Linked DNA regions of Mus musculus: region 1 is linked to region 2. Evidence: chromatin loops called from intact Hi-C (ENCODE). Cell type or tissue: left cerebral cortex. All regions are shown on one strand. Each heading gives the region's core, and the rest is flanking DNA. Links, peaks and the distances in the headings are about the cores only. Region 1 overlaps Camkmt (calmodulin-lysine N-methyltransferase). Region 2 overlaps Camkmt (calmodulin-lysine N-methyltransferase).

Region 1 (9,692 bases), core at 543-8,542, 270 kb before region 2:
GCTAAAGATAGGAAGATACACAGCTAACCCACCCAATGACATTCCTGCCAAAGTGGGCACAGATGATTCCTTGCAGATAAACATCTGAATTTCCACAAAAGGCATTAGAGCACTTCATGTAAGCAAGCAGGCAGGATGGGCTGGGGTCCCTGCAGCAAAGCTTCCTCCAGAGTAGCGCCTATTAAATGTTTACTATACACTCAAATCCCTGAAACTAACATTATATACTTATTTTTTTTCCATTTTTTATTAGGTATTTAGCTCATTATATACTTATTTTAAATAAGCTAATTGTGTGATCTTTCTTTCTTCCCCTCTTTTGTTCTTTCTTTTCCTTCTTTCCTTCCTTCCTTCCTTCCTTCCTTCCTTCCTTCCTTCCTTCCTTCCTTCCTTCCTTCCTTCCTTCCATCCTTTCTTCCTTTCTTACTTTCTTACTTTCCCCTGGTCGCAATGTAGTTTATCCAACGTTTAGTCAACATTTCTCTGGAAGAGACCTATTTTGAGGGAGCCTGAGACCAGCGGCGTTAGATTTAAGCCCTGATAGAGGCTCACTTTTCATTCATAGTCAGAGCCTAAATGTGCTCTTCTTGTACCTAAACAGATAATAAGCAGTCAGCGCACTCCCCCTCCTTGACACAGCGCACTGAGACTAATCACACATAATTGGGGAGGAGGAGCAGAGGGCTGGCCACGCTATTGTGTCCAGAGGACAAACGGTCAGTTTACGAGGCTTTGGGCTGCTGTAGTCATTTCTTATACATCTATAGGGGGAAAAAACATCCTGTTTAAAAAGAAAAAAATAATTAGAGAGACAGAGACAGAGAGACAGAGCAAGAGACGATAGATTGAAACAATTAATTGAGATATCAGAAAAATAAGGTTTGTTTATTTATCCAGAAAAGAAGGGTGATGCTTTCTGTGTTTGTGGATAAAGAATACTATTACCAAACAAGAACAAAGGCAATTAAAAAAAAGGAGGGGGGGCGGCAGATGGAAATCATCAAAAGAAATTGTGCTTTAGAGAGAAAACTATTTAGATTGCTCCACAAGTCAAATTCTGATCTAAGACAGGCTGCTGACACAGAAAAACACACAAAGGTTTGGTACGGAAGAGCAACAAGCTTCCTTAAAAAGGACTGGTGGGAGCGAGCGCGCTGCGGAGGGTGGGAGAGCTGCCGAGGGCCGGAGTAATGGGCGGAGTCCCAAGATGCGGAATGTTCGAAAGTGGGTGGAGCCCTGAGTCCCAGAGGCGCTGTGGCGGAGTTCTCATATAGTGTGGAAATCTTTCTCTGCATCTGATGTTTTCTTCTATCCCGTTTTGGTTAAAATAAGCAGAAGTGGGTAGTGCAGGTTTTCTTCATATATGTCTGACCCTTCTTTTTTCAACTGAAAATAACAGAAATACCAAATTTTTATAAATTAGTATTAATGTTAATTTTAACATCACGGTTTATTAACCTAAATATGTAATTCTGAGACATAATCACAGGAAAGCAACTCAACATTGTTTTTAGTGGTTCTGGTGTCACGATAATATTAACATAGGAATCGGGGGTGGGGGACGGGTTGCTGTTATGTTTTGTTTTGGGTGAGGATTGTGTGACTGTACCCAAACTACACCATGACTGAGGGAAAGCTGGGGTACCTTCATCTTTCCAGACTGGCGCTGGGCATGTCTCTTAGCCTGGTCCTTGCTGCCCTGGGCTCTAAGCAGGCAAGAGTATTGGAATAACTGGACACCATCGCAAGAGCTGGGCACCGAGACACAGCTGTGGGCTTCAGACATTTCAAAGGCTGTCTAGGTCTCGTTTGGGGGCATTTATAGCAAGTGGTGATTTAGGACCCCAGCCTACTCCCAGGAACATATTCCAACAGAGCAGCAACATTTGATGTGCTAAGACGAATTTGTGAGGGCCTTCTGTGATACAATTTTATATCCCAACCAACCTTCAAGCCTCAAGCACACATTCTGGCCTATGACAAGTGAAGTGCACTTTACCCCCTCATTTGGTTATAATAAACCTGACAGTCATGCTTATACTTATTCTATAAATAGCAGTTTATTAGTTTGTTTCTTCTTTTTCTTCCTTCTCTTCTTCTGTTTCTTTTGAGACAGGGTTTCCCTGTGTAACCCTGGCTGTCCTGAAACTCACTCTGTAGACCAGGCTGGCCTTGAACTCAAGAGATCTACCTGCCTCTGCCTCCTGAGTTTCTGGGATTAAAGACATGCTCCACCACACCTGGCTAGTTTCTAAGTTGATATTTTTGAGCTAATTGTTAATTTATTTTTAATCTATAAGGATAAGAAGTCTTTTTACTATACAGGAAAGCAACTCTTTTATTATTTCAAATCAGTCACTACTGGCCACCCTAAACAAACGTCTCAGGAAAGGCTCCACTATCATATTCTGCTGGAGATATGCTTACCTGCATCTTTTACAAGTACAAGTCTCTTCTAAATCCTATTCCAAAATGGTGATATGCCTCAGTATTAAAGACAGGAGTCCTGAGTCCACCTTCTCCACTGGGACCTAAGGCCAGTCTCACCGCCTTCCTTTCCTATTTGTTTCATTTGTTTATTTATTTATTTGTTTATTTGCTTATTTATTTTTGAGACAGGGTTCCTCTGTATAGGACTAGCAGTCCTGCACCTAACTCTGTGGACCTGCCCGCCTCTGCCTCTAGAGCGCATGGATTAAGGGCGCGCAGCCTCCTTTCCCAAGAACAGGAAGTAGGGTGGTGCCCATTTGCTTTCTTAGATGTCTGCTCACAAACTGGCTAGTGGTCTACTTAGAACGGGGCTTGAAGAGCCTGTCACCACAGTGTTCCTCACTCTCTAGTCTAAGAATCATCATCATGAGAATTCCAAGAAACTGGCTTCCCCAACTCTGCTGTCCATTCTGGCTCTGAACATACCTTGTAGTCACACATCACCCTAGCAACGGAACAAGATCATTGAAACATTTCTCAGAGAGGAGAGGGGGCCACCATAGCTAAGTTCTTTTCTCCAGGCCCGATAAAGGAACGTTGATCACTCTGTGAGTCAGCTGACCTACTCACTCTCCAGGTGCTAATAAATATCCAGAGCCTCAAATGAGCTCTTTATAAAGTCCCTGAGGTAATATATGGGATAAATAATTCTTCTGTAAATATGGTTTAGAAATCAGTTTTAATTTGAATTCTGTGCTGACCTCTGGAGGCCAAAGCAGAGGTTCGGCTGCCTGAAGGGAAGGGACAGACAAGCCTGGCTCTCCCTCTGAGCCTGTCTGGAAATGGGGGGTCTTCCCACCTCACAAACACCCGCCTGGGTATCTCTGAACCAAGTAAACCTACAAGGCTGTTGGGAGATGCTGGCTCGGATGGGGGAAATGCTGGCTCAAGACTTAAGAGTATTTCCACTTATTCTTTGCTCAACTGATAATTATAATTTTTAAGAAGTAAGAAAGCACCTTGAAAAAAAAATAGGAACAAAAAGCAAATTGTGAATAAAACAATTCTTCAGTTTCATAGGTTAACACGGGGTCTTTGAGGACCGCACTAAATTATATAGCTGTTATTAGACACATCGTGTTCATTTCATAATTGGATGTAGCGCACTCAGCCTTACTGCTGCAGGAACAGCATCAGGAGTGGGGTTCAGTGTTTACCCTTTACAGTATCCACAATTATCAACAGCACACCACACAGATTACAAGCACCAGCCACTTGTAACGTGGCATTTTGAATAGATAAGCAGAAGTGCAATATGGCTGTGCAGCTCACACAATGTACTGACTACACAGCTCTAGCCCCCCCACCCCCACCCCGCACCCACCCTGCTTTTTTTCTGGGCTAAGTACAGAAATATAGAAAATAGAATCCCCCAGTGGTTTTGCCAAAGTTAGAAAACCAAAACAACACAAAACCCAACTCGTGGCTTGTAAAATTATATCCCCAAAGAACCTCTGAGCGGTGTCACCAGGTAATTTCAATCTAAGCCACACTCTTCCTGGCTAAACCGCTGGCTGGCTTAACAGTCCTGTGTCTTCGTGGTTTGCACCACACCATGGGGCAAGAGGTTTGATTCTCAGTCTGGAGGGACCAAGAGGAGGCTGGGAAGGAGAGGGAAGTGTTTTGTTGTTATTATTTTTTTCCCCTTCCTGTTGCCCGGACAAGCAGAAAGGCGCTGTTTTAAAAGCGCACGCCACCTTCGGCTGCCTGGTTCCTGGGCACGCCGGCTGCACGGTGTGGGTACGGTTTAACAAAAGCACGGGCACAGAGTACAGAATGGCACCGTTTTGATTACAGGCTTGCTTTTTAACGGAAATAAAATTTCACAGTTAACAATGAGAGGTGAAAAGTTTAAGAGGCAAAGCCGTTCCTCCTGATCGCTGACTGTTAATCAGCTTCATGGGTGGTTGCCTAAATCGGTAGATTTTTTTTTTTTTTTTTTACCTTGCACTACTGCCAAGATTGTAACTAATTTTTTTCCCCTGTTGTAAGAGGAGGGGTGAAAAACTCGGCATAGAAGGCAGCTGTGTATGAGTGACGTGAGGCGCTAATGCAGAGGGCAAAATTAAAATTCATGAATCTCTTCACAACCATTTGTGTAACAAGATTAAGACGGGACAGCGGAAAAGAGCGGCATTATCAGGCGTCTTACAGTCCTCCAGCTGCTCACGGTCTATTCCAACACAGTAGGGCTAAGAGGATAACACGCAGCCCGAAGGGAAACGCTGCTCCTCCGATGGGGAGCAGGAGCGGCCCAGGGACGGTGGGCTTTGGCCAGAGATGCAGAAGAAGAAAGCTGATTGCAGCTCAAGATGGGAAACTTTTAAGCCCTGGCTATTAGCACGCGGCCAACAAAAGCCGCCAAGGAGGAGGTTCCCCCAGCCTTGCCGGCCCTCAGCTTCCTGGAGCTGCGTGGAAGTGGCAGAGACAGGGCACTCACTGCCTTTGGTCTCACGGGCTGGGACTGAGACTCCTGAGCTCCGGGAGCAGGAACAGGGGCGACCCCATACTCACTCCACCTGGTCCCGGGCCTGCTGGTGTGTGTGTGTGGCAGCGGTGGTGGTGGGTTGTGTGTGTGTGTGTGTGTGTGTGTGTGTGTGTGTGTGTGTGTGTGTAGGATCGTGAGTCTGATGAAAAAGGGGACACAAGGGATGAGCATTCTTGTGATAGAAGCAAGACGTCAAACTAACTGAAATAGCTCTCATTAAACACACACACACACACACAATTTATTTATACCCTTGACCCAGGACTGCACAGCATCTTCCCTGGGTTCTACCTCCTCAGTACATCATTCCTGTGTAGGTTCACCCCACAGCCACAGGGAGACTATTTCTAAGCCCATTGTCAGCAAAGGAAAGAATTTGACGTGTAAGCAAACCTGAGGCCATTTAATTATTTAAAGAGATGTATTTGTGTTTGGGCTGGCTCATCAGTCAGTGGTGACCTACCCAGTACACATTGGTACAGCACACAATATAGATGCCAGAAACATATTCAGAGGTTTTCTAAGTGTGCTGTGCTTATCGGGGTAGGGCACGGCATTGGAAATCAAAGGAGGAGGCTGCCATCCACTAGAGACTGACAAGTTCTAAGACAAAGAAGAGGGTGTGTGGCACCAAGGTGTCTTGCTTGTCCCATCCTACTTCAGATGTTGCAGAGAGGAGACAAGGGGTCCTGGGAGGGGGGCAATGGCAAACATCTCTGCTGGTGGAAGCACCCACACCTTCGCTCTCCTGAGCTGTCACTGAGAAACTAAAAGCATCTGTGGTTCTGAAGGGCCAGAAGACGGACAGGATGTCACAGCAGCATCAGCTGACCCCGCAGTTGCAGCCTGACTCTGAGAGGAGGCCACCTCATTCCTTTAGTTGAAGGTACTCAGGAGAGACACTTCCCCATCAGGTAACTTCTCAGAGCTCTTCCCTTTGTTCTGGGGAGAGGCTAAGGAGGGGAGCATTATTCTGGGGGAGCAGGTAAGATGTGAATAACTTGCCAGTTGGTTCCTGCTTTCTGACTGTAAGGCGGAGGTCCAATTCCATCAGTGAGAGGATGCCATTGAACTTCCGGTTCTCAAAGCTCCCTCTCCTCCTGCCCCCACCCACTGGCGAATGGAGCCCTGGAGACGCCAAGAAGGCAACCCATTTCTAGGAATTGAGAATAAGGGTCTTTTCTCTCGCTTGGAAGATCTGATCCGTTCTGAATATGACTTTTCAGTAGCTGACATATTTCAACATTATATCACAGTCCCGAGCAGTAAAGAATGCTATTCACATTGTGCCAGGGGAAAATTAAGGCCGGGCTTTTTTACTTTCCTGTAGTCATAGCTTGTGAAAGCGTGACAAGTCAGAGTCTCTCACTGAGGGCAGATGAGCTCAGCAAAGGGAGACTTCTGTAGAGGCACGCATATACACAAGAAATCCGCGTCAGGCTAGTCCCCGTGGTGGGCACCAGCAAACGTGAGAGCCCTGGAAACTTTTCCAGGAAATGCTCGCCTCTTGGTGTCCTATATTGCCCCATGCACATAAATAATAAAGAGGCTGATAACACTGCTTTATGTAAGCAGGCTTAGAACCCACTCTCAGATAAGGGCTTCTGACCTAAATCTTGTAGCGCGCGCCTCAATCTGACATATAACCTCGCAACTGTGAAATTCTGTATGAGATTTAACAGTCTCAAACTGTCAACTGACCCAGCCATAAAGCAAGCAGTGATAAAGATTTACAGTCCAACATGATACAATTAGACACTCACCTTCTATTTATTTCAGTCCGGCTAAGCATTTAACCTACTTAGAAGCCCAAGGTTTTTTCATGAAAACACAAATGCATGTTTGTCACTCATGCTAAACCACCTCCTCTCACATCTTGCAAATTAGTCCATTATGAATGAAAAAGATTAGTTTGTTTCAGAGAAAGGGGTAAACAGGAATGATTTCTGTAAAATCCTCATAGACATGCAAAGATAAAAGATGGCTTTGCCACACAAAATAACCAGATACAAATAGCTGTTCAGAAGCAACACACCTAAAGAATACTTTAATCAAATATTTAGGTTACCTGCCAAAAAGACCATGATCTCGTCAGAATGCAACTCGGATTAAAGTGTTATCTAGCACAGGCAGAGAACTAACCTTGGAGTGGAAGTTTGAAATGGGCTCATCGTAATTTTCATGTCTTTGGAGAGAGAAACCAGCTTTTTCAGCTAGATTGCAAAACTGGTTGAAAGTATTCCCTCGGCGTGGGGCAAATACCACCGCTTTCCCCTAGAACATTAAAAAAGAAATTCACACAGTTTAAAACTGGAAAGCAACCAAACACAACAGCTGTCAGTCAAAGCATTTGTCTTCTCAGGTACAGCTACGGAACTGTTGTTTATAGAGACATCTAAGCAGGACACATGCTCACAGAAGAATTATTTCAGGAACAGATGCAGAAAAGAATATTTCACACTCAGATAGCCATGATATACTGCAGCATTTCTAAATAATGTCTAGGTAATAAACAAAATGCAATGGAAGCTGCTCTCCTGAACAACATACCATAAATGTCAGAGTTTGGGGTGGCTCTCATTACTCTCTCTCTTTTTTTTTTTGTTGATATTTTCTTTCTTTACATTTCAAATGTTTTCCCCTTTCCAGGTCTCCCCTTTGAAAGCCCCCTATCCTTTCCCCCTCCCCCTACCTCTATGATGGTGCTCCCCCGCCCACCCAACTACTCTCGTCTTCCTGCTCTGGCATTCTGTACACTGGGGCATCGGACACCCTCAGGCCCAAGGGCCTCTCCTCCCACTGATGTCCAACAAGGTCATCCTCTGCCACATATGGGGCTGGAGCCAATGGGGCCCTCCATGTGTACTCTTTGGTTGGTGATCCAGTTCCCAGGGAGCTCCAGGGGGTCTGGCCAGTTGACATTGTTGCTCACTCCGTTGGGGCTGCATGGAACCTCTCAGGAGACAGCCATATCAGGCTCCTGTCAGCAATCACTTCTGGGCATCCACAGTAGCTTCTGGGTTTGGTGTCTGTGTATGGGATGGATCCCCGGGTGGGGCAGTCTCTGGATGGCCTTTCCTTTAGTCTCTGCTCTACCCTTTGTCTCCATATTTCCTCCTCTGAGTATTTTGTTCCCCCTTCTAAGAAGCACTGAAGCGTCCACACTTTGGTCTTCCTTCTCCTTGGGCTTCATATGGTCTGTGAATTGAATCTTGAGTATTCCAAACTTTTAGGCTAATATCCACTTATCAGTGAGTGCATATCATGTGTGTTCTTTTTTGACTGAGTTACCACACTCAGGATGATATTTTCAAGTTCCATCCATTTGCTTATGCATTTCATGAAGTCATTGTTTTTAATAGCTGAGTAGTACTCCATTGTGTAAATGTACCACATTTCTGTATCCATTCCTCTGTTGAGGGACATCTGGGTTCTTTCCAGCTTCTGGCTATTATAAAGATGGCAACTATGAGCATAGAGGAGTATGTGTCTTTATTACATGTTGGTGTATCCTGGGTATATGCCCAGGAGTGGTATAGCTGGGTCCAATTTTCTGAGGAACTGCCAAACTGATTTCCAGAGTGGTTGTACCAGCTTGCAGTCCCTCCAGCAATGGAGGAGTGTTCCTCTTTCTCCACATCCTTGCCAGCATCTACTGTCACCTGAGCTTTTGATCTTAGCCATTCTGACTGGTGTGAGGTGGAATCTCAGGGCCGTTTTGATGTGCATTTCTCTGTTGACTAAGGATGTTGAACATTTCTTTAGGTGCTTCTCAGCCATTCGAGTTTCCTCAGTTGAGACGTCTCTGTTCTGTTTCTCTGAATTTTAGTTCTGTTCCCCGTTTTTTTTTTTTTTTTAATAGGGTTATTTGGTTCTCTGGAGTCTCACTTCTTGAGTTCCCATTACTGTTTCATACTGCCAACACACGACGCAGCTCCAGGACATGTGGTAACCAGTTCATATACATGTTAATCTACTAGAAGATGAGGTGCCAGCCTACTCTCCCTGGGATCAGTGAGCACAATCCGTGCTGAAGCGTTCTCACATTTCAGTCCTGCTCCCAAGTCTTTTCTGTGACTTCTGGTCTGGGACAAGGTTCCGAGACTTAGGTTTCCTACCTCAGTGGATCCCTCGGAAAGGCCCACACTGTAACAGGACAACTCGCTACAGCAGTCAAATGGAAGTGGGACCATGCAGGCAGGCGGGCGTGTCTAAGCAGACACATGATCTGGAGAGGGCTGTGGTCATGAAGAGAACCTGAGCAACATGTACATGGACTTCAGAAAGCTGGTGTGACAGGACAGTTCATAATGACTCTTTGCTGATAACTCGTTGCATGTTATTCTCCCCCCGCCCACTTCCTGTAACATGCATACAGAACAGCCCAGTTCCTGAATCTAAATCTCTCCTCATTAAACAGAAACAGGTACCTGCATGCTTCTGTTAACTCTATGCCACTCCAGGTTCTGAGAAAATTATTAAATATATTCCATATATTCCAGTTCCTTTTTTTTGTTTTGTTTTGTTTTTGTTTTTTGAGGTAGTGTCTTATTATGTAGTCCAGGCTAGCCCTAAATTTGCGTTTCTCCAGCCTTTATGTCCTGAGTTCTACAGTTGCAGGTATGGGTTACCATGCCTGACTTCTTCAAGTTTCTTAAGACAGAAAGTTATCATCCACACCTACCAAGCATCTGCTGGAGTGTGTCAGACCCAT
Region 2 (9,692 bases), core at 678-8,677:
CCGTGTGAGCCCGGGAGTCTGAGCCTAGTGCAGACATAGCAAGACTTGGAAAGAAGACACTGGAGAGGGAAGGGGGAAGAGCTGCTGTTTCTCTGAGAGCCTAAGGAAAACACGTGAGTAGACTGGGGGACGGCGCTTTCCGTGCTGACCAAGAGACCCACAAATTCATGTCAGCTGTTCTCTCGGCTCGCTGAGGGGACGTATCCGCTTACATAAGCGAGCAGATGGGCTGGTCAGGAGCCTTCCCTGCATTCTCACACTGCCCAGGCACAGGCCTTGCCAGCCTTACATGCTATACACCTGGCCAGCGGATACAGGGATGCAACACTGGCAACCACAGCGCCTTCTGACACAGCTGGCAATGCTAAATTCAAACAGACCTGGGTTGGGAGATCATGCAACCAGACATCATATATGAAGAGGAGCCAGTGGACATGTGATAGGAATGAACCTTTCCAAACCACTCCCCTCTCTAAAGAAATCTGCATGTTCATCAGTGATACCTAATGCAGAGGCTACAGAGTTCAGGACTGTCCAGAGAGGGTTCTCTTAGGGTGAGCTATTTCTAGAGTTCAGAAACCTGTAGAAGGCCATTCATAGTAAAATACAACAGAGGCATTGGTGTCTTACCCTGTACCACGCAGGACAGAAATATGTCTGTAAGATAACATTTTAGTAAATACCTGTAAATATGCTTACTTAAATATGTACAACACTAAATATGCAGAATTTATATTAACAAAACTCTTATGTATCTGGGACACAAGTGACCTGAAAGCTCAACTCTTGCTGAGTCCCTTGCCCATACGTAGGACTCTAAAAACAGAAACAACCCGTGACCATTCAGATTCCAGACTCAACAAGCCAACTAAGTCATGTTTTGAAGCAATTCTTTTTGGTGTACAGTCAGCTGTATCTTTGTATTCCACATATTGAAAATACTCAGAGGAGACCCTGTCTGTGTTGAACACATACAGACTATTTTTCTTGTCATTATTCCCTAAATAATACAGTCTAACAAATACATTAGGCAAGATTGAACACATCAAGGTAGTACAGTCACGGGTCACTCGTATTAAGTATCATAAACACTCTAGAAATGACTCGGCATATGTGAAAGAATGCATATCTGTCGTGGGAAAATAATGCGCTATCCATCAGGGACCCGAGCATCTGAGGTTTGGCATGGAGTTGGAGTGAGTGGGACTCAGAACCAATCCCACTTTGATACCAATGTATACTCAAATCAACACCCATCTTACTATACGCTAAGGCTTGACCAGCTTATGTGTATGTGTCGTGCCCACAATACACATAGACACATATGGGTAACATGTCAAATAGAGAAACTCAATTAGTGAGGCAGTCCATTCCCCACCCATTCCTTAGAGTCATGGGTTTATTGTCTCCCTGGTTTCCTTGGACCCACGCTACCACACACTGTATGTACCTCCCCTTGGCTCTCTCCCAATCAGTCTACCACACTTGTCCCAGCTGGCCAATTCCCCTCTCAAAGGTGCTCATCCTAACCTGGCCTCTCCAACACCAACCTTTCTGTGAACATTTTTTACATAATACTTGATTAAGACTAAAGTTTAGGATGGTTAAATTTGGGGAAATAACCTGCAAACTCATTTTTAAATAGACCGGCAAAAATCTTAATTACAAAGAATGGCACTTTCTAGAATGGATTTAAATAAGGCTAAATTAAGTCAAATACCTTGATTTCTTTTTCAATCCTTATGATACATTGTACTTTAATTTTTAAATGTCCATACAAGTGTCAGGATCAACTCCAAGCTCTCAGAGGTTATGAGACTCATTAAAAGCCTTTCATTCATCAAAATGATTTTACTTTCAAAGATAAACATCAACTTAGCCATTAGGGAATCGCTGTTAAATAGTCATGTAGGCTCACCAAAGGACATTTAGCATTTTTCTAAAAATACTTCTAAAAATTACATGCTAGAACAAGATGGTTACCTGAATATGCTCACAGTTTAACAGGAACTGAAATTACTTTCACATAATGTTCTAAAAGAGCACCACAAAGAAGAAACCACGGGGTTGTGCTGCGGCATGTTGGGTCTCCGGTGAGTGGGACATCTCTAAAGCACAGAGGAACGGTTGCAGATAGCCTAGGGAGCCCAGCTTCCAAAGACGGGCTTGGGGGTTAGCTATTTAAATACGCCCCCAACCCTGGCCAAAATCCATCAAGGACCAAAATTCATATTATTAAATTGTCATTATTCCTTCAAAAACATTTTTATCAATATTTACCATGAAAAGTATTCAAGTAAAAAGAAACTTACTTATACTCTTGCTCATAGTAGTTACTTTAAAAACCACTATTTTTCAAGTTGCAGACAATGCTACTTAATAACTATTTAGATGTAGCAGTTTAGAGCATGTGAGATTCTTAGGAAACGTCTTTGCTTTTATTACCATCCTTTTATACACGCTGGGTGGATAGGGCAGTAGAGCCTGATTCTGACTGGAACATCACCCTATGCTGTTCTGAGGCGTTGACTAACTGCTGCGGTCTATAGATGATAGGCAAGTTTAGGCATGTACCTTGTTCTTAAGGAATAACAATGTTTTACAACATGAAATCCCACATTCCCTTTATCTATCAGAACTAAACATATGCATTTCTGTGGATGTGGATAGTGCTCAGGAAGATGTATGTTTTCATTTGAAATAGTTCAATGCTATACTTACTTAATAGAAATAGATTCGCTCTAAGAACCTATAATTCTGCAAAGTTCAAAAAAAAATGTAGGTGACAGATTAAAAAAAAAAAAAATCAATGAGCTCCAAACAGTAACAGCTCGAGATACTCCCTTCAAAATGCACAAAGATGCTCATGAACTGCACACAACGGGCCACTGTTACCATCTCTACATGGTAGATGGCTGGAGGACGGACAGGCAGACAGATGGATAAATAAATAATGCCTAGTCTTTTCTAAATTAAAAAAAATAAAATCCTCAGATTTTCATATTAACTTGAATAAATTATCACATTAAGGTTTCTGGATGATTAATTTGAATAATAAGACAGTGGTTGCTACAGAATTTCTGGGAAAAAAAACATTTTCGAAGGTAGGCTTAATTCTATTTTGATTTGAATTAAAAAGACGAGTTCACTTAAGAATGTACCTCTATGAATTAAGACAATTACCAGGGAATACATTTTAGGTAGTCACTTTTACCATTAAAATGGACAAGCAGCCCACACTCCCCACACCTACAAGGCATTTCGGACAGGGGAAGCGTCTGTGTGTACCAAAAGGTATGCTGCTGCCGGCTATCAGAGGATCAGAAGCTGCCCCAGGCATTATTCAAAAACCCTTCTTTTTATAGACAGTTGCAAAATCAGTCTCTCAGAGGTGCTACGATTTGGTTCAAAGCCTCCTAGAAGGTGAATGGCGCTGTTAAACCATTAACCACTCAACTCCTGAGCACAGGGAAATTAGGCTCGCACAGACAGCAGCTAGGATTTCCTTCTCGGAGACCGCAGCAGCAGTCAAAATTAACAATGGATTATTCTTGTAATTAGGGCACGGGGAGGGGGGAAGAAAAGGGAGACAGAAGTTAGCAGCATAGCTTTCCCTTAGATAACCCAAAGACTCAGACTTTATAATACAAGACCACAAAAAAAAAAAAAAAAAAAAAAAAAAAGAAAAGAAAAAAAAGCAGTGGCTGTTAACACTTGTTTGGGGGCAGGATTTCAAATACAAAATGGAACTTACAAAAAGAAAAAAAAAGATAAGCTACTTAAACCTTAAAAGGGGAACTAAAAACTAATGGTAATTTTCTCATGTATCACATTTCAAAGAAGAGCCCTTACTGTATAAAGATCCCATGAGTTCATGACAGCTTTATTCTTGGAGCCACAGAGCCAGCTATTGTTATGCTCTGAAACTGTGGGAACTGCTGCCACCTGTCGGGCAGGATCTGCAATGGCAGTCTTTTACTCGGCGAGCTCCTCCACTGGGGACAGAAATGTCCTGAGCGTGTAAGCACTTTTCTAAACAGCAGGTGGCCTCACTTTGGCTACAGATTTACCTCAAAGACGTTGGTTTAAAAGCTTTTTCATGTTTTGTAAAATAAACTCCAACTTCCGCTTGAATCTAGCTGCTAGGTGATTTGTGATAGGGAGGATTTAAAAAAAAAAAAAAAAACACCTCCTTGAACTCTGCAAAATTCATGACGATAAACAACAGACTCACAAAGTCTAGCTCAAATTGCTAATCTGCTCTCACTCAGCCATTCTGCACCAACCAGACCAGAAAAGACAGGTATTCTGCAGAGACTCGCGGCAAGGGGCGGGAGCGGGAGTGGGGGTGCGGGGGCGGGGCCTGGTGGTGGGGAAGGTTTAGGAAAGTGCAAAATGCCAGTTACCCAAACTACCGCCTTTTTTCCAGAATTCATTCCTCTGGGATAGTGATGACAGAGTTGGCCTTTTCATGAGGTTTCTTGTAACTTTACACATCCTAAGAACAAGAGTATATACTTACTTACTGTATGGAACCGTAAACTCAAACCTTGAATAGTAGCAACACGGGTTGAAGATGCTGGCATAATTTTCTTTAAAAAGAAAAGGAGTTCACTTTTATCTTTTCATCGTAACCATCAAGTGACACTTCCCTTTGACTGTCTCCTGTGTCTACTAAAATAGCCAACAGTTTTGTAATTGTCAAAGATATAAAGCATTTTAAATGTTAGCTATGTAGTGTTATAAATAAGGACAGAAACAAAGGGTTTCACTATCTCCAAAAGAAAACATAATAAAGATTATAAACAAAGCAGAAACCATTGTAACAGGTAGCAGACATTCAGTCTGCCTGTATCAGAAATGAATACTGCCCGTTGTGCCGTTAGAAACACCATCCTCATGGAGTAGTGAACCATTACCCATTACTACAGAAAATGGCAAAAGCTAGTAACGGCTAACACCATGCGCACACACACACATACGCATGCATGCATGCACACACACCTCCTTGCATGTGCCATGCCATGCATACACTTAGACTCCCTTTGATATAACTGCATGAAAACTTGCTAAGTAGTAGGTCCCTCAGACCATAACCACTATGCTATAGTTAGTACCCACCCTATGCTCTATGCTAGGTACCTTCTATGTGCAAGCACTGACCCTTTACACACTGTATGGAACATTACCTCCATCTTACAGATGAGGTAAAGGACAGAGAGAGAAATTATAAGACACGTCCAAAGCCACCAGCTCAGTGGGCTACAAACTAGAGATTTCTAGTGACCAATCATGGAAATCATTTAATTTCAAAGAAAGCTCTGGGTCAGTGAGGTGATTCGCTGGGAGAAGGTGCTAGCCAGCCGCCAAGCCTGACAGCCCGGATTCAATCCCACGTAGCAGGAAAGAGAACCGGTTCCCTCAAGTGATTCTCCGACTTTCACACACCTGCAATGGTGCATGTGCACCCTACACACACACACACACACACACTGAAGTGTCTTAAAAGTTTCAAAAAGACATTGATGACCTGCTACATGGAACACACGCTTTCAAGCATCTTTTCACAAAACAATTTCTTTTTAAAATTAAGTTACTCGAAAGTCTTTAAAATGGACAGGGTTCTTTTAAAACCTGAATGAAGCACGATTTAACATTTCCTTTATTGCCTTCCTATGCATTCATATTATCACAATAAAATGAACATATTTCACAGCAAGAAAGGGATTCAGCTGCTACGAAATATAAATAGTTGATCTACAAAGTCATTATGTATCCCATTTTAAGAACATATTATAATATGCAAACCTGTAGAGAGACCCCATGTTGATAATGAGTGGGATCATTTGAATTTGCAATATGCTTGATCTTTAAGGAATTAATAATCTTCTACTTCATTTTTTTCAACAGCACACTTTTACCACTTTTGTAGTGTCTTCATTTTGAAAGCACTTGGAATAAACAGTTTAAAAACTGTAATTTTCTTTGTAGGTGCAGTATTAAATTGCAATATCGACTCAAGCACCGAACTGCAGAGCTGCTCCAAGGACAAAAGGCATCTTAGATGTCTTAAACATATTACCAAGAAATCTTTTCTTTAAATCAAGCAAGGTAACCCCCATTCTTTTCTCTCAAACAGTGATTCGTCTTGTTTCGTATCAAAATCCAAAGCAATAGTGTTTCAGGTACTGCATGCTATATAATAAGAAACAAAAGAAAGGTTTCAAAGGACATGCTAGCTTTGATCTGAAGGGACGCACAGGAAAACAAGCAGGTGGATCTCTACCAACAGTCACACATTATCTCTCTCCAGGACATTCTTAAGTGATGAGGCAATGAGATAGGACAGGGTTCTGTTTTGGCTTTAATGAAGCTCCCTTTTCTAATGGTTCCTGGCTGGCCTCTTCCTCTGGGGGAGGCATGCCTGTAATATACACTGTCTCTAGCTTTTCTTGGGGTAGACCAGTTGTTCCTTTCAGATTTCTACCTACTCTTACCTAGATGTGAAAACTACTACTTTTTTTCAAATAAGACACACTCTATACTTTTCACTCAAGATGATATGTTCTAATGTTTACTAAGATTTATCTTTCAAGCCTCCATTTTCTTTAAAATTTAAATAATATTTTAATAAGATTTATTAACTCTTTAAGTGAATACAGCATGGCAGTGTTAAGCTAATGCTATATGATATTGCTATATGCTTATATATTGTTAAGCTAATGCTAATGCGATATGCTATTAAATGCTAATGCTATAAAAGGTTACATTTTTCTCAACTATAAATTTTAGTAAGCACTACAGCAAAGTTTATTAAAATACCAACTATACATTCCTGGAGTGCATCTACCATCCTACCTCGGGTCTTTTTTTTCTTAATACTTAAACTAACATTCACTGTTTTAGGTTTCATTACGCCTTCTCAAACAAAGTATTTTATTGGCTCTCCTCCCTCCCGCAGCCCTGTACCCTTCCCACAACCCACTACCACCTCCCAGATTCCGGAACCTCCTGCTTCTGCTTCTCTGTGATGGGATGCGCATCCTACTGCCCCGCCCCACTCCCTCTCTGCCTCTCTGTCCTGTGTGCCACCCTCACTTCTAATTCCATACTCAAGGTTTTCCTGTTATTCTTGTGCCTGGGCACGACTTTGTTTCCAGCTATGTGAAGTCATCTGTGTGCCAGCAGGCATTGAATAAGGAAGAGTTACGGGCATGAGGCCCTTAGATTTCAGCGGAGTGGGGAGCAAACGGGGAAAGCACGCACGGAGCGGATGCCTCAGCCCAGTGCAGCAGTTGTGGGTGTGGTTAGCAGAGGTCCTGACCAACGTTGATTGGATTTATTAGAGAAGAACTTGATCCATCATGGGGTGGGGAAAGAAAGACAGCACAGTTGTTACAGAATCACCCACCATCCCCTCCCTCCCCGAGTTCTCTCTTAAATTCAAGGGCTCGCCATGACTCTAAAGCCCCGTGACATCTCCTTGAGCATCTGTATCATTGTGTTTGTTGGGTAGGGCTCCACATTGGACCCTGTACCTTCTCAGCAGCTTGTGCACGCCGCAAGAAGTGGGATGGGCTAGGCTGGAACTCGAGGAGTAAGTATAACATTGAGCTTAGATGGGCCATGGGTCACCTCTAAGGACTCCGCAAGGATGGAGGACAGTTTTGTACCTTTCATAAACTCTGGGAACTTACAAAAAACTTCCACAAAGAGAAGATAAAAATGTTAATGTTCATATAACATTATTGGGGATATAGAATTTTGCTAAATCTACACTTTAAGATCTTAAACAGTTTAAAGTGATGAAAATATACTAAATACAATGATCTCTTTTATAAAAATGTCCTGGGCCAGCTGGGTGTGATGCTGATACACTGTTGACTACTTGGGTCAGTGGTGAGGGTGGTTGGTCACTGGAGCCCAGCACTCTGTTATCAACCAGTGCAACAGAAAAACCCGTATCAAAACACTAGATGTGACAGCACTAAACCCACCACTATAATCCCTCACTAATGACCCAATTCTTTCAAACTTTGGGGGGAGCCATGCCATGTCAGGCGTGTGGAGGTCAGAGGACAACTCGGTTGTGTTTCCTGGGAACGGAACTCACTCTGTCAGGCTTGGTAGTGAGCACACCTTCTTGCTAAGCCATCTTGCTGGCCCAGTGATACAATCACTCACACAGAAGCTGTTAGGGCTCCATTGCTTACATTTTAAAATAGAGATTACGTGCATTTTTGATAAATAAAACAGTTATGAGGTTCTAATTGTTAATTATTACTGTATCTTTTCTTAGTACAATGTTTCATTAGTTTCACAAAGCATAACAAAAAATGAAATGCCTACCCAAAGCGTGAGTTCAACAGTAACAACTCATGTCTCTGGCTTTCTTTAAGTAATATTGACAATGCTTGGCAGTTCAATCTTCAGAAAACCATTCCTCCGCCCCTCCCCAAATGCAGTCGATGGCAGCATCGCTACCCACATTCACTCACTGCACTAGAGGAGCGCACTGAGTGGCTTCTTTCCCATCTCTCCATTGCCAGTGGGAATCTCAGCAAAGTTAGGATCTCTGCAGATTTAACTGTACCCAAGGTGTGTTTTTTGGGGTGTGGGGGGGGGCCTGAATAATGTATCTGCTGTTAAAACTCATATAAATTCATTTTATAATTTGACTTGAACATCTAGTTTCATCAATACAAAACCTCTGTTTTGCTATCTGAAGAATCAAAGTCTGTTTTTTGTTTGTTTGCTTAAAAAAAAAAGTTTCAGAATGTCTTTTCTACATGGTATAATTTCAAGAATGCAATGTCAGCTGGGCAGCGGTGGCATACACCTTTAATCCCAGTACTCCAGGGGCAGAAGCAGGTAGAGCTCTGTAAATTCAAAGACAGTCTGGTCTAAAGAGGACAGCCAAGGCTACAAGAAGAAACTGTATTGAAAAGCCAAAAACAGCAAAAGCCAAATGCAATGCCTTCTTTCTTACACTGCCCACCCTCTCTCCCCGCTGTGGGCCGCTGCAAGCGAGGCAGGAACTGGGGCTTGCAGGTATCCTCAGAGCCTGGCTTGGTCTGTGAACACTTGTTCACATGCAAGAGGAGATAGACTGAGCCTCTTCAACTCAGACTCCCTTCCTGCAACTTTACTTTCCCACAGATTTAAACAATACACCGAATGTGCGCATCATGCTAGCTTTGAGAAATGATTCAGAGACCTCCATAAATCCATGTCCACAGCAGCTTTCTATGACATCGAAAGGGCAAGAAAGAAAATGGTGGCTATTATTAGGAGGCCAATAAGCAATGAAAAATCAAGACAACATAATATTAAGCTATTAAAATTACAGTGATGCTCATAGAATTTTTATTAGAATAAAAAATAAAAATAAAAAAAAATCTCCAAGTAGCATTGTTTAGTAAAACCTGCTGCATATCCAATGATAATGCATATTCTAAATGAACATATTAAATTATAAACATGCATGCATAGAGAGAGCTGTCTGGAAGAATCCTTACCAAAATATTAATTTAATATTATTAGATATATTATTAACATATACTTATAAGTGAATAGAACATCACTTACTTGCAATGATAAGAGTTGGTTTATTTTTATTATTATTTTCATTGCTCAAAATTTTGAAATTAGCTTGTATATGCATTTATGTAGAAAATCAGTTTTAGTTTTAA

The links. A loop is a pair of places that touch in the nucleus more often than their neighbours do. Peaks named below come from ENCODE experiments on the same cell type or tissue, not always from the same donor. Only the 100,000 strongest peaks of a DNase experiment are listed, where the experiment ranks them.
Region 1: it touches region 2 in a loop (2.2-fold over the local background); 2 of 42 quality-filtered maps call a loop at or near these places.

The regions. Positions count from the first base shown.
Region 1 is chr17:85,449,756-85,459,447 of GRCm38, reverse strand. It overlaps Camkmt (calmodulin-lysine N-methyltransferase), which reads right to left. Exons shown (of 11, transcript NM_028576.3): 10 at 7,121-7,252; 11 at 859-1,386. The coding sequence ends at 1,309. Among named protein-coding and RNA genes, the nearest start is that of Six3os1, 160 kb to the left of the region's middle. In left cerebral cortex, for the core only: no CTCF peak of the experiment used is centred there; a DNase peak (open chromatin) is centred at 4,646; H3K4me3 peaks cover 381 bases.
Region 2 is chr17:85,184,029-85,193,720 of GRCm38, reverse strand. All of the region lies in intron 3 of Camkmt (calmodulin-lysine N-methyltransferase), which reads right to left. Among named protein-coding and RNA genes, the nearest start is that of Gm36826, 31 kb to the right of the region's middle. In left cerebral cortex, for the core only: a CTCF peak has its summit at 3,978 (motif pointing left); a DNase peak (open chromatin) is centred at 3,966.